Regions from separate parts of the Homo sapiens genome. Here region 2 is linked to region 1. A link is a loop called in an ENCODE intact Hi-C map of the cell type or tissue named here. Cell type or tissue: gastrocnemius medialis. All regions are shown on one strand. Links, peaks and the distances in the headings refer to the core of each region. The heading gives the core; the rest is flanking DNA. Region 1 overlaps SERP2 (stress associated endoplasmic reticulum protein family member 2). Region 2 has its middle 43 kb from the start of SERP2.

What was found. Peaks named below come from ENCODE experiments on the same cell type or tissue, not always from the same donor. Only the 100,000 strongest peaks of a DNase experiment are listed, where the experiment ranks them.
Region 2: it touches region 1 in a loop (2.0-fold over the local background); 2 of 110 quality-filtered maps call a loop at or near these places.

Annotation. Positions count from the first base shown.
Region 1 is chr13:44,375,022-44,389,555 of GRCh38, forward strand. SERP2 (stress associated endoplasmic reticulum protein family member 2) reads left to right here. Exons shown (of 3, transcript NM_001010897.3): 2 at 4,620-4,692. Among named protein-coding and RNA genes, the nearest start is that of SERP2, 8.5 kb to the left of the region's middle. In gastrocnemius medialis, for the core only: no CTCF peak of the experiment used is centred there; no DNase peak of the experiment used is centred there; H3K27ac peaks cover 745 bases.
Region 2 is chr13:44,322,572-44,339,148 of GRCh38, forward strand. No RefSeq gene overlaps it. Among named protein-coding and RNA genes, the nearest start is that of SERP2, 43 kb to the right of the region's middle. RefSeq lists enhancers at 7,106-7,607, 10,202-10,701. In gastrocnemius medialis, for the core only: no CTCF peak of the experiment used is centred there; a DNase peak (open chromatin) is centred at 9,510; H3K27ac peaks cover 368 bases.

The DNA.
Region 1 (14,534 bases), core at 3,613-11,612:
GGCCTGTGACTTTGGACATTCAGAGGCATGAGTCGCATGGGTAGTTTGGCGAAGTTGGTCTCCAAGTATATGAGCAAAGGCGCCTGGGATCTGTTACCCCGTACAGTTAAGTGGAAATCCAGCTGAAGCCTGGAGTTTGGCTGGGAAAGCTTGCAGATTTGATGAATCAATTCCTTTTAGCCAAAGAAACTATATTGGTTTGATTAACTAAGCAAAAAGCTAGATCTGTAATCATCACACCAGAATTCTTGCAAAACCAAGCAGTATTACGGCAGAGAAACTCTAGGACCAAACTCAACTCTACTCAGAGCTTTATACACAAGTCTAAGCATAACTCAACTCTACTCAGAGCTTTATACACAAGACCTAAGTAATCCTTAAAATTCTCTCATTTAGGAATTATATCACTCAGTTGTGATTAGGCAGCAAAATGCCAAGATGCCATCAAATTGGAACCATTTTGTCACATTGATTTATGTTTTCCCTATTTTTACTGAGGAAAAAAAAATGGCTGCCCGGGTTGACATTGAGAAGCAACTTATAATTGATGTTAAGGCATGCAGGGTTTTATATCCCTAAGAGATCAATTCTTCCTTCTCAAGGGATCAGACCTGCTAACTGACACAGTGAAAAATAACTAGTCATGTGGCTCTTTTTCATGAACTAAAAAACCGGAGTTCAGTTGTCAGATCTCAGTTGACAGCTTATCTGATTACAAAAGTAAGAAGAAAACAAGAACTAATTTCTAAGGCTGTTGTATCTATTAGGTTCTGTAGACTCAGTGTCTGCCACCTCAAGTTCTTCAAGAAAACTAGAAAATGTTTGGGACCCAAAACAAAAATTATTAGCTCCAAAATAAAAGAAGAAAATGGAAAAATTGGGAAAACATTGTTTAAATACCTAGAAAAGGTACCAGTCACCTGCCATTCAACTCAATGTTCAGAGCTACATTTAAATTATATTTAATGTACAGTATGAGTTCATTTTAATATGCTCTGATATGTCATGGGGTGGCCCCCAAGAAACTCTCATAGTGCCTTGCACCTATAAGAGTTTTTAAATGGCCCAGCTAAATTTGTAATGAAAGGTTTCCAGACCAAGCCACAATCAATGTTTGCTTTGCATTGGTTGGGGGGATTTTGGTTAATGTTATTGTAAATAGATTACTATCCAATAGAAAAATGAAATTTTCTTTCAAAGAGAAACTTGATAAATCCTAAATCTCATGTTCTCAATTACAAGTCAAATATGATTATACTTTGTTAAAAGTAACTTGCAAAAGATCACTATTCAGGATGAAATTCATTAAATGGGAACAAGTATAGATTCCAACTGAAAATTCAGACTAATTGTTCAGAAATAAACTTCTTTAATTGTATGCAGATGCTTCAGTATTTTATTATTAGCTAATAGCTTACGGATAAATTAATATTATTCTCCCAGATAGCAGACTAATCCAAGAAACAAGGCCGGGCGTGGTGGCTCAGCACTTTCTGTAATCTCAGCACTTTCGGAGGCCAAGGCGGATGGATCACCTGAGGTCAGGAGTTCGAAACCAGCCTGGCCAACATGGCACAACCCCGTATCTACTAAAAATACAAAAATTAGCCAGGCATGGTGGTGGGCGCCTGTAATCCCAGCTACTCAGGAGGCTGAGGCATGAGAATGGCTTGAACCCGGGAGGCAGAGGTTGCAGTCAGCCGAGATCACGCCACCGCACTCCAGTCTGGGTGACAGAGCAAGACTCCGTCTAAAAAAAAAAAGGAAACAGAGAAATGGAATAATCATTTTGTGATTATACAGTAGTAACTTCTCCAGAATGAAGGGGGAATTTAAATTTCAGAGTTCTGAGTTACCCTACGGGTATCTTAATCACAGGGAAAGCCATTCCCTGACATTTTTGGAGCCTCAAGAAGTAGCAAACTCATGTTTGGAGTAAACCATGTCATTTGCAGAATCACTACTAGTTTTCCCCACCTTTTCCAGCCATAGAGTAAGGTTTATGTGAATTGTCCCAATGGGATTGTGCTGGGCACCCCTTCTAAAAAGTAGTCACCCAAAGCTGTCAAAAAAAAGATATATGGGTACTATGATCAGCCAAAGTCCCCAAATCATGTTGATTCCATGGAGAATGTCATCCAAAAGGTTTTTGTGTTATATGGTCCAAGCTCTACATGCTGATCATCTGTTTTTTCTGCATATGAAAAATAAAGGACTCTATTTGGTATCTGTCCTGGGCAAGTAATTCATTACAGGCTTCTGAATTCACTTATTAGCTTTGCTGGAAATAGAGATAAAATGAATTTTTTTATATAGCATCAGTGGCACAACAGCAACAGAACTGGTTTCTGGGCAACTGTGACAAGTTCCTGGGAAGGTGGTGGAAGAGGGTGGGAAGGGCGAATGTCACACTTTGTTCAGGTAGCTTTATGAATGTTGTTTACCGGATCTGAACTTGGCCTGGCCTTAAGGGCCAAAAAATGGCACAGTTATCTTATGCAATTATTTAAGACTGATCTTGTCCTCGTCTGATTAAGAGCAGCCACCGATTCCTTTGCAGTGTGACTTGCCGGCATGTAAGTGGTGGTAGATACAGGCTTAGTCAAGGACAGAGAAGTGAATGTCTTAATCCTTAGTCAAAGTCTACCTGCCGTTGACACTTTAATCCATATTTCTCATGTAGGAGAGATACAGGGATAATCCTACACCAATTAGGAATTATTACTAAAAAGACAATATCCTTCCTAGAACCTGTGTTTACTCTGCCTAACCTAAGAAATCTTATTTAATGAAACTTGTATGTTTATTTGTTCTTTGATGAACGTTTATTATCTCCTATGTTTAAGTTCTGTGGCAGGCATTTCTATATATTACTACATGAACAAGACATAGTCCCTGCCCTTGTGGGGTCTGTAGTCTCATAGAGAGACAGATATTAAACACATTAATTATCACAAGAATAAATATAGACCTACAAACTGTGACACATGCTATCAAGAAAAAGTATGTGGCCATACAAGTGACGAGTGGACCCAAGTGAGGTAAAAGAGAAGGGCTCTTTGGTAAGCTGAAAACTAAAGAACTGTTGCCTTATCTATGATAAAATAAATTCCTTTTTTAGATGAGAAGCCAGTTTACATTTACATTAGCCTAGAACTTAATTTTACATATAAATACAACACATCATAGATTTTACAGTTTTAATATATGATAAATTTTCTAGGAAAGCAACTACAGTGAAAATCAAAGGAAGATTATCCTTTTTTAAAGAAGTTTTTGTTAGAAACATTACTAAAACTTGTTCAACATTTCAAAAACTTACATCCTTGATGATAGCACCACTCGTTTTTTTTGAAACACTATTACATACCTTCAGTCTGAATGTCAAGCTGTGGTATTTGTATGGATATGAACATACCTTTTAGCCCATATTTTACAATGTTGAATACAATGTTTAAATGTCAACAACATTTAATTGAAATCTGGAATTGGGTTTTATGAGATCAACCACAAATCAATACTTGTGAACATTCCACTCTACCAACACGTTTTTCTTTGTGTGTTTTGCATGTGAATTCTTTAACGTGTGTTGAATGCAGCCTATTTTTCAAGCTAATCAGAAAATAATTAGTGAGTTCTTTGTTGTTGTTTTTTTTTTCACTCTCCCATTCTATTTGAGAAATTCACTTCTTTTCTGATGCATCTCTCAGAAAATATTTGTTGTTCTGACTGATTTGGGTTTAAGGACCAAGCCCTACCTGCACATAGACCTGGAGGTGTTGTGGAGGGAAGATCTTATTATGTCTGTGCTTTTGGTTTGAAAAAGCAGGAGGTCTGTAGGGCTTCATTCATGCAGTTTTGACAGTCCCCTTCTGCTTCCCAGAGAATTCAGAGACTTCTCCCAAGTGCAAGCTTTATTAAGGCTTAGGAGCTTTATTACAAAATGCTGCTTCACTCATAACCATTCACAATTGCTGTGGTGCTTCTGTTGTTGCAAGGATTTCCACTGTACTGACTTCCTAATTTGGGGTTATGTAAAAGGTTTTCAGAAAATGTCTGTGCTCTCTGATCCTGCTTGGAATTCACAGATGCAAAAACTAAATATTGAATCTGTTAATGGAAAATACTCAGGCTTTATAATGAGGCAGACCTAAATTTGAATCCCAGCTCTTGCTCAAGTTAACAAACTTTGAGCCTCAGTTTCTCAACTCCAAAATGGAAATAATAATACTTGCCAGAAATAATGAATGCAGACTGCCTAGTGTAGTGCCTGGCACAGAGCATTACTCAGCAGATGGAAAGTTATTATTAATATCATTTTGGTTCCTAAATCGCCATATTGGTTTATGTATTCATACCATATCTGTCCCCAGAATATTTAAGACCACCAAGTTCACTGAGTTACAGGGATGTTAATAAGGTTATGGATGAATTTTTACAAACCTGTCTCAATCCTTTTAATGGACTTCATTCATCTATATCTGTCCACTGAGGGATTGAAACCAAGTCTGTCTCATTCGCAGTAGAATCCCCAGCACCTAGCACAATGCCTAGTGATACTCAAATAATTGTTTATTGAGTCAATGAACCTAATCTTACTTTTTCCCATTCCCTTTTAGAGGCCGCAAGAGGAGAAATATCCTGTGGGACCATGGCTGTTGGCACTGTTTGTTTTTGTTGTCTGTGGCTCAGGTATGGGTGTTTCACTGAACTTATATCCCATGTTCTCCACTGGCCTTTGAAAAACACACGTTTTCTTCACAAAGCAAATAGATGAAAAACATACTGGTATGGGATTCAAGTTTATCACTGCCTTAAGCCTTAATCTTAATGGGTTTTGATTTAGTTTCTATTCCAAATATAGGTAGAGACACAATTAATACACTATCAAATCCTAATCATAAAATGATTACACTGAGTAGTTAAAGTGGCTGTATACACTGTAGAGTTCAGTAAAGTCTTTTTGTGCAGACATAGCCTTAAAAGGGCATTAGAACAGAAGGTGAAACACCTGTGTGCCTGTGATAAATCCACATTCCGAGAAAGGGAGAGGCCTTATGCCTTATGAGAAAGTTCTGCAGAGCTCCTAGATACAACTTCCTAGATACAACTGAGCCTTTGACCCAAGCCTTAAGGTATGGGTCACCTGATACTGTAAGGTGGCAAGTTGAGAGCTTTACTTACACACATGCAGATACACACATACACACAAATGCAGGGAAGATGAGCAGAAGCATCGTGCCATTGTTTCTAGTTACATGCTGAACTAGCCTTGACATGGTTCCTGATCCCCATATGTTGGGTCTCAGAAATCCTTGTGAGTGGAGGTCACTTCTTCTAACTACACAGCATGCCTTGAGGGATTCCCACCCTCCAGCATCTCACTGTTACTGAGGGCAGGGAGGCAGAAGGTCCACATCTTCCTGCTCAGGCTTAGGCCTCCCAGCAAGACAGCCTCTGCCCCAATGACAAGAGAAGCCCATGACTAAAGATGAATCATGCATTCAAACCTAAAATCATGAAAATTAAAAAAAAAATTTAAGATGGATCAGTTCCTTTTATCTTCAAGAGACCACTCTTCCAAAGAAGCAAAAACTCTTAGGAGGAAGGAAGGATCCAAAGTACTTGGCATTATTGTTGCTTGTGGCTCAAATATTTTAAAGATGATTTGGCATTCCAAGATGAGAAAATCTTACACTCAAAGAAAGACAGTTCTACTCTATTCCCAAAGAAGTATCTTTAAGGACATCTTTTAAACAGCTGTTTACCCAATCCCTATTTGAATACTTCTTCAAAAAGCCTATTCCATGTCTGCTGGAATTCTATTAGAAATGTCTCTCCTGTTTTGAATTACACTATGCTGTCTTCTCAGTTGTTCAGATTTGAACTCCTAGGGTAACACAGAATGGACTCGTTCTCCTCTAAGCACCTTGAATCATCAGATATTTTAAAGATGACTGCCTGGTGGCTCCTTCTGCAAACTAAGCTTCCCTAAATCTCTCGACCTTGCCTCATAAGATGTGGTTTCTAGACTCCTCTTCTGGATCTGCTCAATGACTTTCTTAAAGGGTAGCATTTGGCAGCGCATGCCTGTAATCCCAGCTACTTGGGAGACTGAGGCAGGAGAATCACTTGAACCCAGAAGGCAGAGGTTGCCATGAGCCAGAGATCGCGCCATTGCACTCCAGCCTGGGCAACAAGAGTGAAACTCCGTCTCAAAAAAAAAAAAAAAAAAAAAAGCCAGGCGCAGTGGCTCACGCCTGTAATCCCAGCACTTTGGGAGGCCGAGGTGGGGAGGATCACAAGGTCTGGAGTTCGAGACCATCCTGGCCAACATGGTGAAACCCTGTCTCTACTAAAAATACAAAAAATGAGCTGGACATGGTGGCACGCGCCTGTAGTCCCAGCTACTCAGGAGGCTGAGGCAGGAGAATCACTTGAACTGCAGAGGTGGAGCTTGCAGTGAGCCGAGATCGTGCCACTGTACTCCTTCCTGGGCAACTGAGCGAGACTGCGTCTCAAAAAAAAAGTATAGCATTTGCAACTGCAGAAGGTGGTCTAGAAGCAGTGTGACCACCACAGAGGCAGTAGGATTGTCACTGCCCTTGATTTTGCTCACCACTCTGCCTCTATTAATGTGACCCAGGCTTGCAGTTACTTTTTAACAGTTGCAGCACATCCTTGACTCACGTCTAGCTGATGGCCAGCCAGATGCCACCCAGCTCTTCCTCAGATAAACTTCCTGCAACCCCGGAAACACATCTACATACCCCTTTATCCCAAGTCTCTCCTGTCTCCATCACATATTATTTTATTTTACTCATGACCCTCATCAGCAGTTGCAGTTATTTAGTTTACTTACTTAGGTTCATTTCCCTCCAGTAGGATATAAGCTCAGGGGAGACAGTGTTTATTTTTCATTAAATTTGTAGATCCTAGTTTAGTATTTAGCACATAGTTAGTGCTTAGGATGGATGGATGGATGGATGGATGGATGGATGGATGGATGGATGGATAAAGCCAGATATTCCTCATACTGTAGATATCTAGTTGACCTTTTTTGAGACCTAATATAAAACTTTATGACTTTTTTTTTTATTCTCAAAGAAGAACGATTACTTCTATTAAAATTTTAGGCTGGGCGCGGTGGCTCACGCCTGTAATCCCAGCATTTGGGAGGCCGAGGCGGGCGGATCATGAGGTCAGGAGATAAGACCATCCTGGCTAACACGATGAAGCCCCGTCTCTACTAAAAATACAAAAAAATTAGCCGGACCTGGTGGCAGGTGCCTGTAGTCCCAGCTACTTAGGAGGCTGAGGCAGGAGAATGGCGTGAACCAGGGAGGTGGAGCTTGCAGTGAGCCGAGATTGTGCCACTGCACTCCAGCCTGGGCGACAGAGCGAGACTCCGTCTCAAAAAAAAAAAAAAAAAAAAAAGAACAAAATAAAAACAAACAAAACTATGCCTTTATCATACCACAGGAAAATCAAGAAAATAAACCTGTACAAAAAAGTTAGCTATGTTTTCAGGCTGTATGACCAGTCTGTAGATTGTCAGACCTTGAACTTTAAGCCTCTGATCTACTTACCCTTTTTTCCCAGTGTTATGGTCCCTGAAAATATATTATTCTTCCAAGTCACTGATAAAAGTCTAGACTTGGAGAAACCCACAGAACACAATCAGAGACAACCTCTTTCAGGTTGACTTTGAGCCTCTAAGCAAAACTCATTCAAGCAATCATCATGTCTTGAGGGTCCCCTCTGTGCCTGGCACTGTGCCGGGCTTTGGAAATACAATCCTGTTTGGGTACTTGCAGGCATTGGGAGAGGCAGATAAGGAAGCTGTCAGTTGCAGCCCAGGGAAAGCGCACTGCGATAGTGACAGCAGAGTTTACAGGGTGCTTGGCTGGCATGGATAAGGAACTTCTAAATCATACTCAGCAGAAGAGAAAGTTTCCAAGGGGAGGTGCTGTTTGAGCGGAGTCTTGAAGAACAAACAGCCAGACAAAGGGTGTGAGGAAGGTGATTCTGCATGGGAACACTATGTGGCGGTGGCATGGTGGCTTCAGAGAATGTGCTGGGCTCAAGAATATAAGGTGCTCAGAATGGCCAAAGCCTACTCTCAGGCATCCCTGAGCCCCGTGACCATGCCACCTGTATTGTCAAGGGTCTAAGTAGATAAAGATATATATAGGCTTCAAGATACACAGTAACTGTGGCCTTCTCCAGTCTGCCCCCTTAGGCAGCCTATAAGGGAAAAAGCCAGTAGAGTCATTTGGCGTGGCTTATTTTTCTCAAACCCATGCCAACTCTCAAAACCCATCTCTTCCTTTTTGGAGGGTTTAAAAAACTATTATATGGCCTAAACTTTTGCCTGGCTTACCAGCCCATGCAGCAGGACCTGTATCTTTCCCTCTTGGGTAAATTGGGACATTTGCTAACAAGCATCTTTTAGAACTCTCCTGGTCTCCAGCAGTTTCCTAGGGATTGAGTATGTTAGCTCCACCTCTCTGGAGGTTTGCGTTTTTTTTGTTTTTTTTTTTTTGAGACAGAGTCTCGTTCTATTGACAGGCTGGAGTGCAGTGGCGCAATCTCGGCCCACGGCAACCTCCACCTCCCAGGTTCAAGCGATTCTCCTGCCTCAGCCTCCTGAGTAGCTGGAACTGCAAGCACGCACCACCATGCCCAGCTAATTTTTTTTTTTTTTTTTTAGTAGTGACGGGGTTTCACCATGTTGGCCAGAATGGTCTTGATCTCTTGACCTCATGATCCGCCCACCTTGGCCTCCCAAAGTGCTGGGATTACAGGCATGAGCCAATGCGCTCGGCCACCCAGGGCTCTTTCAATGATGCTGACTTAAAGCTTTCTAGTTATAAAGCCATTTTGCTTTTATGGAGAGGTTAGACATGAAATGAGAGTTGAGCCATCTTACTTTCTCTGTCTTCTATTAACATGCTATCGTGATCCCTAAGCAATGGGCCTCATCTCTTTTTTAATCATAACTAAAAATAATTCACCACCACCTTTTTTTTTTCTTGCCAACTTTAGCAATTTTTTTGCAAGCCTCAGCTCAAGTCGGGCACTGTTCTCACAGAAATGTGTCACTCTTCTCAGCTTGTCCTTGGTACTGTGCCCTTCCTTCTATCTTTGTACTTGTCCTTTTCTAAACAGAACATGTCATGGGAAACACAATAGCTCCTTTAGATCCGTCCCTGTTGCCACCTCTCTGGAATTAGTCACGATTCATTTCTTCTTGCAGAACCGACTATTCCCTCTAGAGTTTATCCTGTTTTAGGGTCACAGGCCATAAGTGCCTACCCTTCTTTTCTCTACATTTAAACGAATGTGCGGTCCTCAAGTCTAGCCCATTTGTCAGCTGCTTTGCTTTAGGTAATTAGCTTTCTGGTAGGTGCTGGGATTGTTGAAGCTCTCATCGGTGGTCTGTCTCACCTCTGTTCCAGCTTTGTAATCTGAAATAGGAAAATCCCCTACATCTCACATCTGCCTGTTTGCAGCACGCACACCTGCACCTGCACACCTGCCCTGGCCTGCAACACTCAGGCCAAATGCACTGGAGTGTCTTGTAGGATCTCCACATCTCTGCAGACAGATAGACCCTTTTCCTATTCCCTTCTATTAGCTCTCCTTTGAACAAGATACACCCCTATGCCAGGCTCAAGTTCCATTTCACCAAGTTCCAGTGGGACCTTGGAGGTCATATGGCCTTTCTTTGCATTCATGTGGTTGGTTACTCTTATTTTGTATGTTTTTATATAGATGCTAAGGAAAAAGGCGAAATCTTCTAATATTAATAAAGATGTTGATCATTGATGTGAGTCTCTTGAAAGTCTCACTTGCTTTCATTACCTTACTCTATTAACCCACTTTTCTCATTGGTGATTGGTTGGGCAAAGTGCTCTTTTTAGAAATAGTGCCAGTGTACCTAGGGTAAATAAATATTCAGGTCAGGCAGACAGTAATGAATGCACATTTTATCTGTTTTTCTGGCTGTCTTCTGGGAAAGAGTTAGGACTGGTAAGAAGCTGGCATTTAAGTATGTGCTCACTTATTGGTCACCCTTTCTCTGTTTTATGTGGAAAAACAGGTTAACAAGCCTGTAAAAAGTCTACAGGACCCCTTTCTTATAGACAGTTGTGGGTCACTGCCATCACTTGCCTCCTGCTTCTCAGCTTCTCTCCTGTGGCTTCCTCCTCCTCTGCATGTGCCTTTCATGCCTGCCATCCTAGTAAGAGCAAGATAATGAAAAGGAAGGAATGAGGACTGGGAGAGTAGTGAGGGGACACAGTCCAGGCACCCAGAGACCCCTGGCATAAACACGCACTCAGGGAATGCCACCCCTCACTGCAAAGCCAGATGGGAGCAACAGACCTCCCGGGGCTGCCCCACGCCCCCCAGATCTGAGCGCACCCAAGCCCTGTTCTGTCTTAGGCACTTGGTGGAAACCTCTAATACATTGTCCTGGTGAGAGGGAGTTTGGGGAGGTTATCTAAATACATCCTTTTCAGAATAAGCAAATTTCTACTTTCCATGATTGCAAAAGTTGTCTTAGGCAAGGGACTGCTTTGAAAACTGACCAACTGGCACTCAGAATAGGAGGCCTCTGAAGGGAGGATAGTTTCAGGATCTGCCAGATGTCAGTTTTGAGCCTAGATTCACTTTTGTCAGCTGAATGACCTTGGACAAGGTATTTACTCTTGGTATTGATTCCCTTATCAAGAAAATGGGGATAATGAGCAGCCCTCCCAAGGTGTCCTGGCATTGAGCAGCTCTGGGGATCTAAGTACAGGCCCATAGCAAGCCCAAAGCCTGCAGCTACAGTCACCACCACCTCTGTCCTTGTAGCCCTCATGGGAAACAGGGGCACCACGGGACCATCGGTTGTGCTGTGGGGTGCTTCAACTCCCACATGCCTTTCATCCTTCCCGGCTGCATGTTCAGTTGCAGACTCGACCTCTCACACTGGTCTCAATCTATCAGCAAGCCATGAGCCCTGCCTCTTCACTCCACGGATGAGTGGGAGCAGTGTAAGTGATAACACTTTGGATGCATGAGGCTGTTTTCCCATGTGATAAAGCGTCAAGTCTTCCCCACAGAGGGAGAAGGAACACCAATATGCAGACCACAATCAATGAACAGCAGTTTGTCCTTTAATTTGAATGTCAGGAAAAAAAAAATGTGAGTTTCATTTCCTTAAAGCAACCCCAATCCACCACTCTTTTGCTGTAAAAGTTATCTTTATGAGATACAAAAGCTTTGGGAATAGTATATTCTTCTGAGACACGGTATTATCCAATTAGAACATCTCAGGGCTGTATCTTGTTTCATTTTGTTTAATTTGATAACCAGTGTTTTTTTTCTTTTTTGAGACAGTCTCACTGTTGCCCAGGCTGGAGTGCATTGGCACCATCTTAGCTCACTGCAGCCTCCACCTCCTGGGTTCAAGTGATTCTCCTGTCTCAGCTTCCCAAGTAGCTGGGATTACAGGCATGCGCCACCATGCCCAGCTAATTTTTGTATTTTTAGTAGAGACAGGGTTTCACCCTGTTGTTGAGGCTGGTCTCAAACTCCTGGCCTCAAGTGATCGGCCCTCCTCAGCCTCCCAAAGTGCTGGATTACAGGCGTGAGCCACCACACCCAGACGGCTTTGTTAATATATAGATTATTTAAGAAATCAAAAATCCATTTCTTAATCAATACCTGTTATGGGTCTGCTCAGATTATTAACCCAAATAGGCCAGAAACTTCTTGTCAAACCTTAGCCTGGGATTTTGTTTTGCTTGAGTCTGTTTAACTGGCTGGATTTGCCTCTACTTGATCTACTAGGACCCAGATCCACATCGAAGGCCAAGGGATTTCAGTGCCCTCATAAGAGACTTTGCCCTTTTTTTCTCTCCCCTTTTAATACAAGTATTATCTTCCATTTCTGCAGGCAGTGGGGCCTCTTTCCAGATAAGCAGCTCATCCTGGCTCTGCCAGTCCCGGGTTTTGAAACCTGCCTCTTTGGAGAGCTGTTTGAAAGCTTCTGAAGAATGCTTGCTTTTATCTCAAGACTCAGAGGCAAGCATTAGCTGGAATGTCTGTCTGAGACCGTTCCCCACAAAGATACTGTCACACAGATAGGTCAACTGCTATCTTCTCAAGGCACTTGCAGACTTGACATGCTTCCCCAGCCCATTCATGGACCTAGTCACTGCTGTTTGTGCCCAGAGCCCTCTCCTCTGGGCGTTTTCTTTTCCTTTTGTCCCCAGCTCTTGTATGAGCCTTACTGAGAAGGACTCCCGGGCTATACCAATGCTTAGTGGGAAAGTGGGCTGCAGTTGATTGGTAATGTCTGTCCTGAACACAATATGGCTGGCAGGGCCACGTTCTCATCTTTGCTGTCCTTAGCCTAAACTTTTTATAAGGTTATTGCCACGGTATTCACAAGACAGCTGTCTTCGGCATTTCCAGCTTTCCTCTTTGACCAGAATGCCTCCTGGACTTGGTGAAATGAGGTCTTTTCCTTAATATGCTACCTGTTTGGATAATTTTATTTAGAGTCAGCCTATACATGTTTCTTGTGGTCTCACAGTATTATTTACCTTTTCTGAGCTCTGGGTGTGATACCCTACATTGACAGGATGCAGCAATCTGAGATGCCACTCTTTGCAATACGGTTGTATTTCTCTCTGTCCTGATGTCTCAGTGATAATTTCAGGCAGCATCAATGGAGTCACCATCTAATTCCCATCATCCTTTGACTCTCAGAGGGAAACTCTTAAATACCAGCCATGCCCCAGTTCCATCCCTCAGACTATTTCTCCCTCATGTATTCCTAATTTCAATTTTATTTCTCTACTCTTTCTCTGGCCAACCCTGATATTCATTTCCTAATTAGAGATTATGAGAATTTTAATGGTGACCAAAGCCTGGCTATTCTTGAAACTGACAAACGTTTATTCCCATCAAAGGGAAACCTCTGGGGTAACAGGATTAACTAGTGACTGTTATTTTCTTCACTGTTTCCTATAGTTTCCAAATTTGTCAATCAGCATATATTACTTTTATAAGCAGAAAAAAATGTGTTTAAAAAAAATCTAGACTAGTGGTTTTTGGTCTTTTTTTTTTTTTAAGCTGCAGAACTTTGTTCAAATCTTAGAGGGAAATAAATGAAACAGCAGCTGTTCTGGTTGAAGTGAAGTCTGTGTATGTTTCTGTTTGCATTTGTGTGTGTGTGTTTGTATATGTGGGTTTTTTTGTGTGTGTGTTTGTTTCCATGTATGTGTATTTGTGAATGTGTATGTGTTAGTGTGTTCATGAATGTGTATGTATATGCATGCATATGCATGCTTGCATGTCTGTGTGTATGTACAGTATATCTCCCTATGTTGCTGGATATTATGACTTTCTCATCGCCAGAGGGGAGCACACATCTAGACTCTCTTTGCCCATCAAATAGGAAATTGTGCCTGGCTCCAGGGCTGGCCTCTGTTATTGCAGAGTTAATGCCTTTCAACAAAGAGCCTGTGAGGTTTATCAGGCACCATCCGTTGGGAGTCGCTCTGCCATTTCTGTGCAGGGACATTCCTTTCGTCTGTCAGTTAACAGGCGGCACTTTCCCCCTGTATTCTCCAGGGCCTCTGCCTGCTGCGGGTTGCGGGAGGGGAGTGAGATCATGTCACAGACAGGTCCTTTTTCAGGACAGCCTTTTCAGAACAGATGTGAAGAAGTGATTCTCTGAGATGTCCTTGGCAGGGCCTGAATCCTCCCATTCTCCCAGCCTTGTGTTTTGGATGGTCCAGGTCTCTCCCTGTATGAATGTGCTGGAGGCCTCTCCATTTCTGGAAGGGCCACACCCAAACTTTCCCCAGGACTGGCTGTTCTGTTAAGGATGGTGAGGAAGAAGAAAAGTACAAGTCATACACATGCCAGGGACATATGGGAGGCCAAAGAGACACTCTTTTCAGTGCTCTCTCCTCCCACTCCCTGTGTGGCCACAAGTTTTGTGGCAAAATGTCTTTGAGCCCAAAGGTTGAGGAGCCAGAATGAAGCCTTTTGCAACAACTAAGAAACGTTTCTTTGTGAAATGTTAGGTGCTCTCTGAAATCTTTTGGGGACACAAAATTTGAGGAAGGTCTGTATTTTGTGGCGTATTGGGTGAAAGCCACCACATTAGCATGTGCACATGCCATAGGGAGGAAGTTAACATGGTTGCTAAGAGCTACAACTTCAGGGCCAGACTTTGTGTATTTGAAACCACCTACTAGCTATGTAGCCTTGTCTAAGATACTTACACCGACTCTAAGACTCAGTTCTTCTCTTCTTAAAAGAGGATGGTACTGGTTCCTAACTCCTGAGACTCTCAGGACTATTAATCCTGAGGATTAACTGAGACAATGCATGTGGAATGTTTAGTGGAGTGACAGTATTGGCTTTATAAGTGTTTGCTGTTCTTGTAATTATGTTTATGGTCTTGCTCACCCTGCCTTCCCAACTCTCCACCTCCCTGGGAAGGTCCTTACTAAAGCTCTGAA
Region 2 (16,577 bases), core at 5,012-13,011, 51 kb before region 1:
ACACATGAAATCAGTGTTGTTAACTTGAATGTTATTGTTGGTGTTGTCTTGTTTGTATTTAATTAGTGCATTTTTAATGGTTCTATAATAAACATAACCATAAGAAATGTATGGCTACTTTCATATTTGTGCATTTTTATGTAATGCTATAATAAAAATAATTTAAATCAAAAGTTGGGATCTCCAAGAATTTTTTTCAAAGATATTCATCCTCAGGTTCTCCAAACATCACAGTAAATGAATGTGAAGTTTATTTCTTCATATATCAGATGGAGATGATAATTGTTTAGTTCACAAGGCTATTAAGAAGATGAAATGTGATAACAGTTGAAAGAGGTCTGGAAAGTATAATTTGTTACATAAAATCAAGGAAGTAAAACAGTATTTACTATAAAACAAGCACAAGTAAAAAAACAAAACAGCTAGCCAGTATCTACCTCCCAGCCTGTGTGTTCAGGCCTCTTGGCAGAAATGTACTTACAGGTAAAGAGTAATGACTTATAACCTAGATGTGTTCCTTGGGGATTCCCATACATGCGGCAGAATTTAACCTGCCTCATTGCATCACTGTCTCTGTAAACACATAGAAACAAGTTTACTCAGGGCTCCGCTCAGCTATTTGGGAAAAAACCAGGTCCAGGTAAATGCAGCTGCCCACTCATGAAACTGAAGCTTCCCAGAACTGTTTACAAGCACCTGATTACAGAAGAAGGCTTGAAATCTAAGCTGAAAAGCCTTTTGACAAAGGCAGGTAGGCAAGATTTTCTACAGCATGGTCTTTAGCACCAAGGGATCCAAATGCTCTGCCTTTCCTAAAGCACTGCAAGCCGGTCGGGACTCAGGGAGGTGAATGCATGCGGGGCCTGCAAGGCAGGCTTCTAGACAGCTCAAAGCATGAAGGACAGTGAGGGGGAGCAAGGGAATACCAAGACGTATCAGGATTTCTGCATGAAGCTACTCACTAATGCCCAGGTATTGGTATTTACTAAAGAGAGGGTGGGTCACTTCCACCAATTAAAATAAAATTTGGGTAAGCCAAACATTACCTAGTAATTGCAGAAATTTAAAATGTGATATCTAGCACGAGATTTGCCACTCTTTACTCAAGGTGAGTCAATTCTTATTTCTTGGGTATCCAGAGAATGCCTAGGTACTTATTCCTGGCCAATAAAAGTTCTTAAAGCCCCCAAGAATTCTTTTGAATTTTACAATGAGGTTGAATTATGATCTTTAATTTAAGACAGATATCTGAATTATACTAAGGGCTTTTCTAAAAATCACTGAGTAAAACTAGTATTTACAATTACTGGTTCCTTCAATCTTCTCAAATGCATGACAAATTGCTCTAAGCAAGTGGATTGCCACATTGTGTCAGGAGCTACCTGCACTCCCTCTTCCCTCTTTGCAAGCTGGGTGGTGAGTGATCCAGCTTCACAACCCCACCTTATTGCCTGCTTTCCTGAACCACTCCTGGTACCAACTCCTGCAGTTCAGTGGTGATTCTGGATTCTCCAGAAGCAACCTCTGAGATAGAATTTGATGTACAGAGTATTTATTGGAGATCGACAGCTGTGGAAGAGACGGGGAGGAGGATTTTCCAGAGGGGAAAACAAACCAATGCTGGCACAGCAAAATCTTGGCCAGCCCCACAAGCAGCTCACTGTGGAGGGCAAATAACCTATCAAGGTTGTCTCACATGGGGCTGAAATGGATAGGCTTGCATACTCACCTCAATCAGTCACTGGATGTGGGCTGCCCTCGGAGGAAGCAGCTTTCTGCAGCTCAGGCAAACCCTAAAGGAGCCAACAGCTTGAAGATACATGCTGATGAGAAGGGCAACAAGCCATTCCTTGAAGGGAGGCTCTGAGCAATGCAATTTTGTATCCACCACAGTCCACCTCTTGCACTGCTCTGATCCACTATAGCGTATCCATTTGGGGGACAACCACAACCCCTTTAGGATCCATTCTAGTGGAATGAACTGTAGCCCCCAATGCTGCACCTGTTATCAAGAACACAGCAATAAGCAGCATTTCCCTTTACTGCTCCCCTTTCTTGATTCCTCTTATCTTCAGCCACCACATCTGCTGACCCCCGTGACTTCCCTGGTGTCATGAACCCAACTCTCTTTCCTGAAGAATTTGAGTCTCTGGCCACCATGACCTTCTCAGGCCAGAGTTGTAGCACTTTTTTATTTACCATCACAGTGGAGCAAGGGAATATCAAGATGTACCCAAGTATATCATCTGCAGGCCACTCATCTCCCTCCTGGCTCCACTGGGTAATGGGATCCCTACTTTCCCTGCCGAGATGGTGACTCTTGTTCTGCTGGTACCTAGATACCCGGAGTCCAAAATTCCCAGTTAGCAGCCATAGCTTTATATTTAATGGGATTCTTATGTGTCCAGTTTTGGAGACCATAACCTCTAACCCTGAAGAACTCAGATTTGTGGGAGTGGGAAGGAAAAATTTCCGTCCCCCAACAGTGGGCTATTGGGAGTGATGGTAAATGTCACTATTATGTTTCTACCTCTTTGTTCCCAGACCCATGTATTCTTCCCATTGTGGACATAGCATTACATAAAAATCTTTGATTCAATATGTATCCTGGAGGATGGAGCCTCATCTTTGTAGATTATCATCTTGGAGCTGGCTCTATAACTCTGCCTGCAACAGACCATCCAAAAGATCTGTCAGGCTAGCAGCTTCTGAGTGGCATTGTATACAGTATAACCAGTGGGTCCTATATTCACAGGGCCCTCTCTCACATGTCCTTGCTAAGAAAAGGATTTCTGGTCAGTTGCCATATTGTATGGGATTCGATGTTGGTGGTTCAAAAACTCTGTTAAGTCCTCAGATAGTAGTGCTGGCTGAGGACCTGTGGTCAAGAAAAAGAAAACCTATACTTAGAATATGTAACTCCTATTAGAACAAAGATTTGACTCTTCCAGGAGCCCAGTGTAAGCAAGTTGCCACCAAGTGGCTGGCTCCATATTGAGGGGCCAGAGTTCATCTCTGTAGCTGGCAAGCTAATATTTGGAAGCAGCAGTAACTAAATCAGCCTTAGTAAGTGGAAGCCCATTCTGCTGAGCCAATATGAACCCTCCATCTTTTCTACCACGGCTACTCCATTCACATCCATCAGGCCACCACTGGGATCACCAATGATCAAATTGGGCTGATGATGACTGGCTGTGCCATTCTGCCCACTTGGTTTCTTAGTGCCTCTTCTGTGGTTCTCAGGAGGGCTTTCAAACATGATACAAACATCATACTTTGATCTCACACAGATATGTCTTCCATAAAAGGGTCTCTACTCCAGACATTATTCTAATCTTTCTCTTTCCAAGCTTGACCACCCATCCAATCTATTCATCACTGCCCAGAAGTTTATATATATATATATATTCTAACACCTGGCCACTTCTCTTTCCACATCAAGTGGATGGCCAGTGCACCACCTGAAGCCCCACACATTGGGAGGATTTTTCCCTAGTAGCCATCTTTCAAGACCACTTCCAAGTAAGGCCGAAATCCCGGTGTCATCCATTTTCAGTTGACAAGCACCCACTTAGTTGACCTAGCTGTAAACCAATGTCGAATTTTTCCTGCTCTGACAACCGATGGTAAAGGATTCCCCATAAGGTTTTTGCTAACACATGTAAAGGACCTGATCATATATGATCAACTTAGGGGTTAGATATGTAGTCATGATAAAGTCACTTTTCCATCTTGTGCCTTTATTTTGGATCTGTATTTAAAAGGTGCTGGGAGAGTCCTCTCTGCTTCATATTCTTCAAGAAGGCATGAGGATTAAGATCATATATGTGAAGTGTTTGTGACCTTGGAAGGAAGAACCTCGCAGAGAGTCATCATCATTGTTAAAGTTGGGTTTGGCAAGGCCTGCTGAGATTTCATTTTAGTGTTTAAACAAGCGATGGGTGAGGTTCTCAAAAAGAGAAAGAGAGAGAGAAGCCAAGTCAGGATACAAGGATGTGTCCAGACAGTGCCTGGTTTGCATCAGTAAACAAATGCCAAGGTGGTGACTAGATGTCCTGGTGCTGGTGGGCAGCACTTCAGTGATGTCTGCTGGTGGGGTCGCTGCTGACTGACTCTGTTCATCCTTGAAGTCAGTAGGATTCCCATGGAGATCTATATAGGCTTTGTGTGTGTGTGTGTGTGTGTGTGTGTGTGTGTGTGTGTGTGTGTGCATGTGCATGCGCATGTCTTTGGGGGACAGAGAAAGGACAAAGGAGAACCCATTTTCACTACTTCTCTTTCATGCATTTGACGGTCTATCTCACTCCAGTTGGTAAAAGTGTAATAACCACCCATTACGAGAACTGTTTTAACTTCTACCCATTGTTTTAAGACTTTGTGCTGAGTGCTCTCAGGCAGCAAAAGGCTACACTACATGGGCCTGGCTTTGAGGGGACTTCAAACAAGCCAGTGCAGAAAAGCAAAATGCCTCCCACTAGGTCGCACTTCTCCAACACTCATTGCAAAGGAATCACCTGGGATCCTGTGAAAATGCAGACTCTGACTCAGGAGGCCTGAGTGGGGCCTGAGCCCTGTGTTTCTAACAGAACCCCAGGACTACAGGATGCTGTAGTCCACAGACCCCACTGTGAGCAGTGATGAGCCCAGGCTGAGAGGAGGAAGGGTCTTGGAAGTCAGGAGCCTAGGAGGCTGCTCTGGAGTGGCAAGGGTGGGGTGCACAGTAAGGTAGGTCAAGGGCTTAACCCTCATATGGGGCGGACATGCTTGTAAAAGGGCACACATTGAGCAAAGGCTTAGAGAAGGGGATGCCAAGAGATTCAGGGTGTAGCTCCTGGGTCCTGGCTCCCTTGGCAAGTCCTGCAGCAGGAGAAAGGGGGGATGTTGAGAAAGGGCTGTCAGGCCTAGAAAGGGGGTGGTCTGGAGCACTGAGGTGGTGACTCAGTCCTTTTGCTAAGCGGAAGCCATGGAGGATTCTTCTCTTTAGTGTTGCTGTTATTGGTGCTGGTAAAAGTAGAGTTAGCTGGTCATGTTGAGCAGGCACTTTCAAGCAGGAAAAATGGAAAAGAAGACCTGTTAAGTATCGTGAAGAAAGTGGCTGACAGAGAAGATGAAGGGCCCTTTGACAGAAATAATGAAATCATGAGTTATTTAGGGTAGGAGCAGTCGGCAATAAAAGGGGCTGAATCCATGTGAAATTTAAAGTAGTTTTTTCTAGTTCTGTGAAGAAAGTCAATGGTAGCTTGATGGGAATGGCACTGAATCTATAAATTACTTTGGGCAATATGGCCATTTTCATGATATTGATTCTTCCTATCCATTAGCATGGAATGTTTTTCCATTTGTTTGTGTCCTCTCTTATTTCCTTGAGCAGTGATTTGTAGTTCTCCTTGAAGAGGTCCTTCACGTCCTTTGTAAGTTGTATTCCTAGGTATTTTATTTTCTTTGTAGCAATTGTGATGGGAGTTCACTCATGATTTGGCTTGCTGTTTGTCTATTATTGCTGTAAAGGAATGCTTGGAATTTTTGCACATTGATGTATAGCCAAGACAATCCTAAGCAAAAAGAACAAAGCTGGAGGCATCATGCTACCTGACTTCAAACTATACTACAAGGCTACAGTAACTAAAACAGCATGGTACTGGTACCAAAACAGATATATAGACCAAGGGAACAGAACAGAGGCCTCAGAAATAACACCGCACATCTACAACCATCTGATCTTTGACAAAACTAACAAAAACAAGCAATGGGGAAAGGATTCCCTATTTAATAAATGGTGCTGAGAAAACTGGCTAGCCATATGCAGAAAACTGAAACTAGACCCCTTCCTTACACCTTATACAAAAATTAACTCAGGATGGATTAAAGACTTAAACATAAAACCTAGAACCATAAAAACCCTAGAGGAAAACCTAGGCAAAACCATTCAGGACATAGGCATGGGCAAAGACTTCATGACTAAACACCAAAAGCTATGGCAACAAAAGCCAAAATTGACAAATGGGATCTAATTAAACTAACGAGCTTCTGCACAACAAAAGAAACTATCATCAGAGTGAAGAGGCAACCTACAGAATGGGAGAAAATTTTTGCAATCTACCCATCTGACAAAGGGCTAATATCCAGAATCTAACAAATTTACAAGAAAAAAACAAACAGCCCCATCAAAAAGTGGGCAAAGGATATGAACAGACACTTCTCAAAAGAAGACATTTATGTGGCCAACACACATGTGAAAAGAAGCTCATCATCACTGGTCATTAGAGAAATGCAAATCAAAACCACAATGAGATACCATCTCACGCCAGTTAGAATGGTGATCATTAAAAAGTCAGGAAACAACAGATGCTAGAGAGGATGTGGAGAAATAGGAATGCTTTTATATTGTTGGTGGGAGTGTAAATTAGCTCAACTATTGTGGAAGACAGTGTGGTGATTCCTCAAGGAGCTAGAACCAGAAATACTATTTGACCCAGCAATCCCATTACTGGGTATATACCCAGAGGATTATAAATCATTCTACTATAAAGATACATGCACATGTATGTTTATTGCAGCACTATTCACAATAGCAAAGTCTTGGAACCAAACCAAATGCCCATCAATGATAGACTGGATAAAGAAAATCTGGCATATATACACTGTGGAATACTATACAGCCATAAAAAAGAATGAGTTTGTGTCCTTTGCAGGGACATGGATGAAGCTGCAAATCATCATTCTCAGCAAACTAACACAGGAATAGAAAACCAAACACTGCATGTTCACTCATAAGTGGGAGCTGAACAGTGAGAACACATGGACACAGGGAGGGGAACATCACATACTAGGGCCTGTCAAGGGGTGGGGGGCTAGGGGAGGAAGAGCATTAGGACAAATACCTAATGCATGTGGGGCTTAAAACCCAGATGATGGGTTGATGGGTGCAGTAAACCACCATGGTGCATCTACACCTATGTAACAAACCTACACGTTCTGCACATGTATCCCAGAACTTAAAGTATAATTAAAAAAAAAGAAAGAAAAAGCAGGGGGGCGGGGCTGAAAACTGTGCTATAAAGTACTTTTCCTCCTCAGTTGAGAATACATATTTTTAAATCCAGAACTCACATATTCCATAATAGTGAAAGGAAACAGGTCTGCCCCGCACCCTCCGCCTGAGTTGGGGCATCATGGAGTAAGAGAATGTTAAAGCTGAGGGCACTGCCACCAGGGATGAGCCAACCCACATCTTCAGTTCATGGATGGAGAGCAGGGGCCCCAGGAAGAAGAAGAGACTTTGCTCAGGCCATAGCACACGGTGACAGTGAGGTGAGGATGAGCTTTGGGGTCTTTCAACGTTCAGTCCAGGAGTCTAACTCTTCTTTTTCCCCTGTCGATATTTTCAAGTCACCAATCATTCAGAGATTGTTTGTGTTTTCTCTGAAGACCTCCTCTTGGCAGACCACCTGCCTGCCCATCTCCGTCCAGGAGGCTGTGGGGCTGCGGCCCTCGGAGAAAGCTCCTGGTGTTCTGCTGGCTTCTGCCCCCAAGGCCTCCAGTGCAGTGGCCCACTCCTGCCACAAGCAGCACGCTTGCCCTGGTTTCCCTGCAGATCGGGGGCAGACTAGCAAGGCTGGTGCACAGCCCAGATCCACCCTTGCTGGCTGGACCTGCGTTCCCTAGAGCTGCTGGTAGAACTGTCCCCCTGCAGCCTGCTGTGTGGGCTGCTCCAGCTGTGTTCTTCCACCATGGAAGGGTCCCAGCCTCATGAGAGGCTGCCACCAATTTTCCCTCACTGTGGGCTACTGGGGGATTTCCCCAAACAGGTGCCTTGGGTCAGTGTCTGCTGTAAGAAGCAAGGCTCCTTCTCATATTTCCATCCCTGTGGCCATGGCCCATGACTTTATCACTACCGCATATTTAGCACTTACATATAGGATAACCAACTTGTCCCACGTTGCCTGGACTGCCCTGGTTTTACAACTGCAAATTCCCACATTCTGGGAGCTCCTCAGACCCAGCCAAACCAGATTTGTTGGTCACCCTACTTACATGCTTTATAGACAATTTCAGGTCCTTTACATGCATATTCACAAATTCTCACAACCTGTGAGGCAGGTACTAATATTGTTCTTATTTAACAGATGAGAAAAATGATGCTTGTGGTGGTTAAGTAACATTCAATTTCATACAACTTGTGTCAAGGTCATTGTTCAAACCTCAAATCCATCCTCTTAATCACTGCTCCAAAAGGTGCGCAGGCTGGGCCTTCTGGCTTCTTGAGGCTTGTAGCCACGAGAACACCCTCCCCGATTTAGGATCCAATGCCAGGATCCTCCATGTCCCCTTGATCGGAATCACAAGCCCTCCCAGGGAGGTGAGAGTGCAGAGCTTTCCAATGACTGTGGGCAAAGCCTGACCCTTCTACTATGAAACAGAGCTTACACCCCACTGTAGAGACGCTCTCCCCTCGGGCTTCTACTCCAAAAACTTAAACCTAACCATTATGTCATCCTTTTCTTCAGTGAAATTCTAGTTCTGAAAACCCAGTTTCCCGCACTCTCCTCTAAGCGTCCATTCCCAGGGCAGACCCGCCCCTTTCTTCTCACCCTTGGGTCAAAGAGAGTAAAAGGAGACTAAGTGGGGTTTGAGAAGTTCTATTTTCCCTGCGGGTAACAGGAAAAAAAACAAAAAGCCACCGACACAGAGTCTCAGAAGTGACCATATAGAAGAAGCTGTCTTTATTAGGAAGGATGTCTCATTCAGTTTAGCATTAAAATAATCTGGCATCAGAATCTACATTTGAATAGTTCTCTACCATCTTCTAAATGCCTTTCTGGAGCTTTATTATCTCACTGAGTCCTCCCGATAGCCTTTTGGGGTAAATGTCATTATTTTGCCTATTTTTCAGAAAAAGAAACTGAGGTTTCCGTTGTGTTGAGGTTTTCAGAGTGGTTGAGTCACTTTTCCACAGCCCGTGTGTAGAGGGAGTCTGGATACAGAGATTTTGAAATCTTCTGGTAATAGATAGTACCCTAGAGAGAAATCTCCTTTCCCGTCACCCATCACCACCCCCTTAGAGGGCTGGTGTCTCATTGGTGGCCTCCCCATGGGAGGAGATGATGTGGTACCTCTGTCACCCTATCAATCAGTGCCTGGATGATGTGGTACCTCTGTCACCCTATCAGTGCCTGGAAGAGTACTCCAGTGAATGGAAAATAGTACTCATGCTACAGAAACTCGGCTTCACCCATAGTTTACCTCTACATCTCTCCTGTATATTTTCAGAAACTTACTTGGGGTTTCACAGACAGGATTTACAGTCAAGACCACCTGGGGTAGTCCCTGAAGGAGGAAAGGCTTGTCTGGATTAAAAGTGAGAATGCTCTCAAATCCCACCCTAGTGGCACACCTCATGGCAGGTGGAAGTGAGACAAGCTCTTCTCACCATGGCTTCCCTCCACCACCTCCTTTGTCAGAAGCTAAACAAGCCCTTCCAGCAAACGTTCTGGCTCTCAGAGGTTCTCTGCAGTTCCACAGATATCCTGGGCTGGGATCCAACAGGGGCCTGCTTAGTCATAGCCACAGGAGTCTTGGAACATAGCCCCCTTTTCAAAAAAGAAACCTCCTAAGTCTCCGGGGGGGTCTCAGTTTCCACAGATGCAGCTCAGCCCTTTGCCTTTAGGGTTTCTTTACTGTCCTGTTAAATTGCAAATTCCCCTAGGAGTCTATTTAAAGCTCTTATCAGCCTTTTCACTTTAAGATAAATACAATACATTTCAGTCTTTCCTGAGGGTCTGATGGGAAAATGAGAGGAGTCTGGACTGTGTACCTTCCCTACCAAAAGACAAATGAGTCTGGGAAGGGAGAGTGGAGAGGAGTAAAAGGCAACTGCACCTCCCACATGTTGAGGTTGCATCCTGGCTGCTGTGTGCGGCAGGTCTGCAGAGATATCCAGGAGGATGGCCCAGTCAGGGTTTTTGGTTTGCAAACAACCGAAAACTCACTGAGCTAAACTAAGCAGAAATGGGGCTTGTTAGAAGGCTACTGGCAAGAAGACTAGAGAACAGTTAGTCTGGGAAGCTGGGCACACAGCCAAGAACCCACCAAGGGGATGATCCAATTAGGAGCCAGTTCTGCAGTCACAGGAGGCCCCACGCCTCTGAAAACAGCCCTCCCTGCTGCTGCTGCTGCCTCCAGCCAGGACATAGTGCAGCAGAGAATTACCCCAAAAGAGGAAGGCCCGCGAGTGACAGGCAGCTCCCACCCATCTCACTCCCCACCTACTCCCTGCAAATGTCCCCTGCAGACAAGATACAGAGAGGAATGGCTGCCCTTAGCTCTGTCTAACAGAAGAAGCTTCACTGAATAAACGTTTTGCTCTCCTACCAGATCAGATGGATTCTATTATACAATATCCCAATTCCACTGTAAGACCATAGAGATGGTAGAGATTTTGTATCAGGCCGATTTGAGCTGAAATCCTGTCTAAGCCACTTACTGGCTGTTTGATCTTGGATAAATGATTTAACTAATCAAGCCCTCAGTTTTCTCACCCATTACGTAGGCCGTCCATAAGTAGGTATGTCAAATCTCACAAAGTAGTTTGGAGGTGTTTTTAAGGAAATAGAAATATCAAACAGCTGGCCCAGAGCAGGATTTTAATAAATGTGCTTGGCTTTCTCCTCCTTCTACCAAGTTTCCAAGTCATCATTGGCCCATTATCTCCAACTTGGGGCACAGTGAGCACTGGGCTTGGCAGTGGCAGGCGTGTCTTTGTTGAATGGAGGAAGATATACTGAGCCCACATCTGCATTTCTACAGCAGCAGGAGACTGGTATGTTAGATGTGGACCCAAATAGCACACAGGTAGGCCATATAACAACCTGATACACACATTGCCCGGGAGCCTGTGTGCTCCTGACTAACTCTGCCCATCCCCGCTAGCAGCCCCAACAGCTGAGGCACCCTGGTCCAAGTTCATGGCTCTGCAGAGCTGCCCATATAAAGCTGACCACGGAAAGGAAAAAAAGCAGAAACAAAGAAGAACAATGGACTTTTCCAGTCCAGTATTCATAACCATTTAGACCAAAGATGACATTTATATATTTTTAATTCAGAAAATATATTCTCTTCCCAAAGGAAAGAAATAGGGGGGTGCCTAGAGAAGACAGGAGGTGCCCTTTCACAGTCTCTTTACAGAATTAGAATCTGAGCACAGCACAAGCAAATACAACCTCAAATAAGGCCCCTCAAAGTCCTTCCTAGCTGGAACAAGTTTGGAGGGCAAGCTGTCCAAAACCGTCATCTTATACTTGTCTTAGAGTTGAAAATGTGGTCATTGAACTCCAGTACCAAGTTAGGTGACATATTTACACATCTGCAGTTTTTAACAACCATTCTGGCTTCAAATATTCTGTGTAGTTGCTTCCAAAAACAAATATTTACCCTGGTTATAAATTTGGATTTGGAAAATGCAACCTGGTAAACATGGATCCACTGTGTCTGCCATGGAAGGGGGATCATCAGTCCTGGCTTGAACAGTTGGGCTTGAAAATGACTCTTGTGAAGACTCACAGTGTGTCCTTCAGGAGCTAACAGGATGTGGGCATGAACCACTCACCTTTGAGGACATTGCTTTCTTTGCGGACTCTAAGCTTAGGGCTTTTTTAAAAATACACACTTCATTTATGGAGACATTGGCAGTTATTGGGTCCCTGTAAAAATTTTCCAGCAAAGGAATAAGCTTCTTGAAGCATCTGGTGGCAGTTTTCCTTTTGGTTTTGACTTTTTTCTTTCTCTTCTTGTTTTTTAAATTTCCACATGTAGCTTGCTGTGTCCTGTCATTGGGAATAAAGCCAGGGCGGTGAGGGTGTTGAGGAGCAAGTAGCAGCATGGAAACCCCTCCACACTGCAAAACCAAAGTTCAAATGTTCTGATCCCAGCAGGGCTGACAGCCATTCAGCTCCGACGGCATGGATAAGAGGAACTTGGACAAGGATTTGCTGTTTGGGCATCTACTGACTAAAGCTCTTTTGCAAGATTCTGTTATCTTCATGGACAATATTGTTACCCATTTCTTTAAGAAAATGTTCGTTTAGCAAAACTTCACATACAAGTGCAAATTAGTTTACCCAATTACCCTTCATCAAGAACTATTTACTTAAGTCTTCTGTTTGCACCTTCTGCATAATTTATGCAGCTTTCATTTGAAATACAATTTAGAATTTAAGTATTTGATGAGGATGGCATCTTAAGGCGTGTTTACCAGGAATAATCATAGAAGCAAAATAAAGTGAATGGCAATTCTTTAAGTGGAGGCTAGAGCTTTGGATCCCCAGGCCAAGCGGTTTCACATGTGAGGCACTTTAATCCTGCTAGCCAGCATGTGGTTGCTTAGTAACTGTCCTTATCAGTGGTTCAGGGTTTCTTCTGATTGCCTTGTAAGAAGATAGCACCTTTGGTACCTTCTATCTCTTCCCTTAGAGATGCAATAAGAAATAATTTTGTAAAAGGTCACCCTCAAGAAATATACTTTCTAGCTGGGAATGGTGGTATGCACCTGTAGTCCCAACTACTAAGGAGGCTGAGGAGGGAAGATCACTTGAGCCCAGGAGTTCGAGGCTGCAGTGAGATATGATCACGCCACAGCACTCCTGCCTGGGCAATAGAGCTAGACCCTGTCACTAAAATATATATATATACTTTCATGTATAAGTACAACATCTAGCTAGCCAGCCAACAAAGTTAAAACATTTATAATAATTAGTGTTGAACTTAGAACAGTGATTCTCAAACAATGGTATGCAACAGAATCTCCCGGAGAATTCATAAAATACAAAGGCGCAGGTCCTATCCTATTTCAAAGAGTCTCAGCATTGTATTCTTTCCAACACACCCATGCTGGAGAACCACTACTCGAGCCCACAAGCACTTGTTACAGGGCCCAATAGCTCTGTAGCCCAATAGCCCAATAGCTCCAAAATGTCCACCTGCTGAGGCCAATCAAAATCAGATCAGTGCCTGACCATTCATGAGCAGTCCTAAGGAGACTGCTGCAGTGCTCCATTGCAACCATGGTCCCAGCCACCAAGAGGCTCCCAGAGAGGCTGAGTCAACTCACTTATCTGTGTGTGTACACAGATGGGCTCTGGCACTGATGTTTGGGTCGTCACTCTCAGAAGATAATTCTACGAGAAGATGAACATTAGAGACAGCAACCCAGGCCATACGAAAGGGAGAACAGTCTGAAGATGTCCTTCCTCTCAAGCTAGGATTTCAGTTAGCTAATAAAACTGACTGCATTCACTGGGCTGTGAGACACTGAAGTTCATTTCCATAAAAGCTGTTGTGCCATTTTCTTCTCTGGAGATCTTAGGAGTTCAGAAAGCCCTGTTTATGGAGTAAAGGGTGGGTCTGGCTGCACATATGTGACTTGAATTCTCTCAAGAGAGGACTGAGCCTGTTTCATGGAATGATTTAGAGCATTCCTCCACCCTGTCACACTGGGTCAAACAGGGACAATACTGGCCGGGCGTGGTGGCTCACGCCTGTAATCCCAGCACTTTGGGAGGCCGAGGCGGGTGGATCATGAGGTCAGGAGATCGAGACCATCCTGGCTAACACAGTGAAACCCCGTCTCTACTAAAAATACAAAAAATTAGCCGGGAGCGGTGGCGGGCTCCTGTAGTCCCAGCTACTTGAGAGGCTGAGGCAGGAGAATGGCGTGAACCCAGGAGGCGGAGCTTGCAGTGAGCCGAGATAGGGCCACTGCACTCCAGCCTGGGCGACAGAGCCAGACGCTGTCTCAAAAAAAAAAAAAAAAAAAAAAAAAAAACAGGGACAATACCATTGAGATGCAATTTCTCTAGACACACACACAAAGAAATGGAAAATGTGGAGAAAGACAGCAGAGGCAGAAAATACTCTGGACCTTGACAGAATTTCTGCTCCCAAATTCATCTGCCCTCTGACATGAAAAGCAAGTTGACAAATATTTTGCTTTTTTTTTTAAAAAAAAAGAGGTTTACTAAACTATGAGTTTAAGTAAAGTGCTTAGAAGACACAACGTATTCTTCCTTCTGTTGGAAAGACTCATGGAGCAGACACTTGCCCCAAAGTTCAATGTCCCAGGTAGAAGCATCTCTCAGCCTCCTTGACATCTTCACAAACCACAGGAAACTGAGTTCTGCAGAGTAGATGACAAAGAAGGCGGAGTTCCCATCAATTCTTTTCAGAGATCTATTCTAGATTTCATTTGCACACATCCAGAAGCATCCTTGGCCACAGACTCACACTGAAATCAGAGCAAGAACCAGAACTCTGGAGGTTTAACTTTTACACAACAAAAATAAAGCTTTACAACAAAGTCTAAATGTGGCCATCTTGTGCAAGTAAATGATAAACATTATCATTTGCTGTTTCACCCCAGAACAGAAAGGAAGACTGACAAACGGGAAGCTGCCCATCAAAATGCAGAAGGAATGGACTTCGGTTTATACAGAGCTGAGTGTGAGATCTGGTTCCACCACTTGCCAGCCATGTGCCCTCAGGAAAAGTTGCTCAGCCTGTCCAGACCTTAGTTTCCTCATCCGTAAAATGAGAAGAGTAAACCGATCTCCTTCATCAGGTTACTGGGAGGATTAAATTTAATGAGGTGTTTCTTGTAGCACAGCACTGCACAAAGAAAGTGCTCAGTAAGGCCAGCCATCATTTTGGATCTATATAGAAACAAGAGCAATCTACACTTTAAGTCATTGGGAATTTGGTGACTATAATGAGGAAAATGGTGGTGTGGGAGGTAGTGGATTATCCTACCTGTTATCTTTTTTAAAAAAATTGCATGGAGAACTGAATCGCATCTGAACTACATGCCCAGGATTGTCCTTGGCATTACTGGGGATATCAGTATGGCCGCTGTCCTAGAAGAAACTGCAATCTAATTGTACAGACAAAGTATACAATTGCCTGACTATATAGACAAAGAAACATCAAGTATAAATCCAAATAATATATTCAGGGAAGAAAGCATGAGAGAAATGAGATCAGTGCAAGCTTGAAAAAAGCTTTTTGAAGGAGGTGGGGCCAGGGAGGGCCTTGAGTGATGGCAATTAAGATGCCTTGCGTCTCTGCTTACATCAGTCATTGTGGGAAACCCAAACTCCCAGCCCAGGCCAACCCCATCCTCTTTCCAGCACTGTCTACCCTTATGCTGACCCATTCTCACCCTCTTCCTAATCTACCAAGCCCTTCCCCTATGCCCGTGATCTCATGGTCTGAAACTGAAACCTAAACTCTGCTCTGTGAGTCCTTGTCACCTTCTCACTACAGCTACACCTAGCTCGGCCCTAGGTACCCTAGGACGGATTCTCCTCAGTCCTCTGAAGCAGTAGCCCTTTCTCCCACACATCCCCTAGTCACCCCAGGGCCAGCCTCCTCCTTGTCTCCTCCAGCCTCTCCACACAAACCTCCAGTGATTCTAACGTGCCTAGCGTCAGTCCAGAACTCCCCGTTGCAGTCGGGTGCAGACATGTCGCCATGCCGTAACTCCTTGAAGATTTTAGCACTGAGATGATTGTTACACTCTTCAACATTACTCATGTGATAGACAGAAAAATGGCTCCCCAAAATGCCCACATCCTAATTCCTGGAACCTGTGAATATGTTATATGGTGCTATCGACTGAATTGTGTCCCCAGAAAATTCATATGTTGGGATCCTAAACCCCCAGTACCTCAGAATGGGAATGTATTTGGAGATAGGGCCCTTAAAGAGGTGATTACGTTAAAATGGAGCCGTGAATCCAATCTCACTGGAGTCTTTATGAGAAGAGGAAATTTGGACACAAGAGACACCAGCGATGTGCACATGCAGGGAAAGGCCTTGTGAGGACACAGCAAGAAGGTGATCATCTGCAAGCCAAGGAGAGAGGCCTCAGAAGACATGAAACCTGACAACACCTTGATCTTGAACTTCCAGCCTCCAGAACGGTGGAAAATGAATTTCTGTTGTTTAAGTTACCCAGTCTGTGGCATTTTGTGATGATAGTCCTAGAAAACTCATACACATGCAAAGGGAAACGGAAGTTGCAGATGGAATGAAGGTTGCTAAAGCCCTGGCTTTAAATAGGGAAAGGAGCCTGGCTTATGCCAGTGGGCCTGATGTCATCACAAAGGTCCTTCAAAGTTGGGGGGGAGATGCAGAAATGTCAGAGCGATACAAAGAGAGGGCTGAGCAGGTGGCACTGGCCTTGAAGAGGAAGGAAGAGACCATCAGCCAAGGGATGCAGGTGGCCTCTAACAGCTGGAAAAGGCAAGGAAACAGATTCTCCCCTGAAGTCTCCTAGGGCCTCCAGAAAGGAGCCCAACCCCGCCAATACCTAGATTTCAATCCAGTGAAACCTGCATTGGTCCTCTGTCCTAAAGAGGAGAAAGATCATGCATTTGCATAGTTTAACCTGCTAGGTTTGTGGTAATTTGTTAAAGCAGTCATAGGAAATGAATATCACTTTGTTCATAAACCCTGGAGATTTTAACATCCATGTAGAGTTAACAATCCATCCAATATCTTTAATTCTTTCAGGTCCCTGAGTCTCT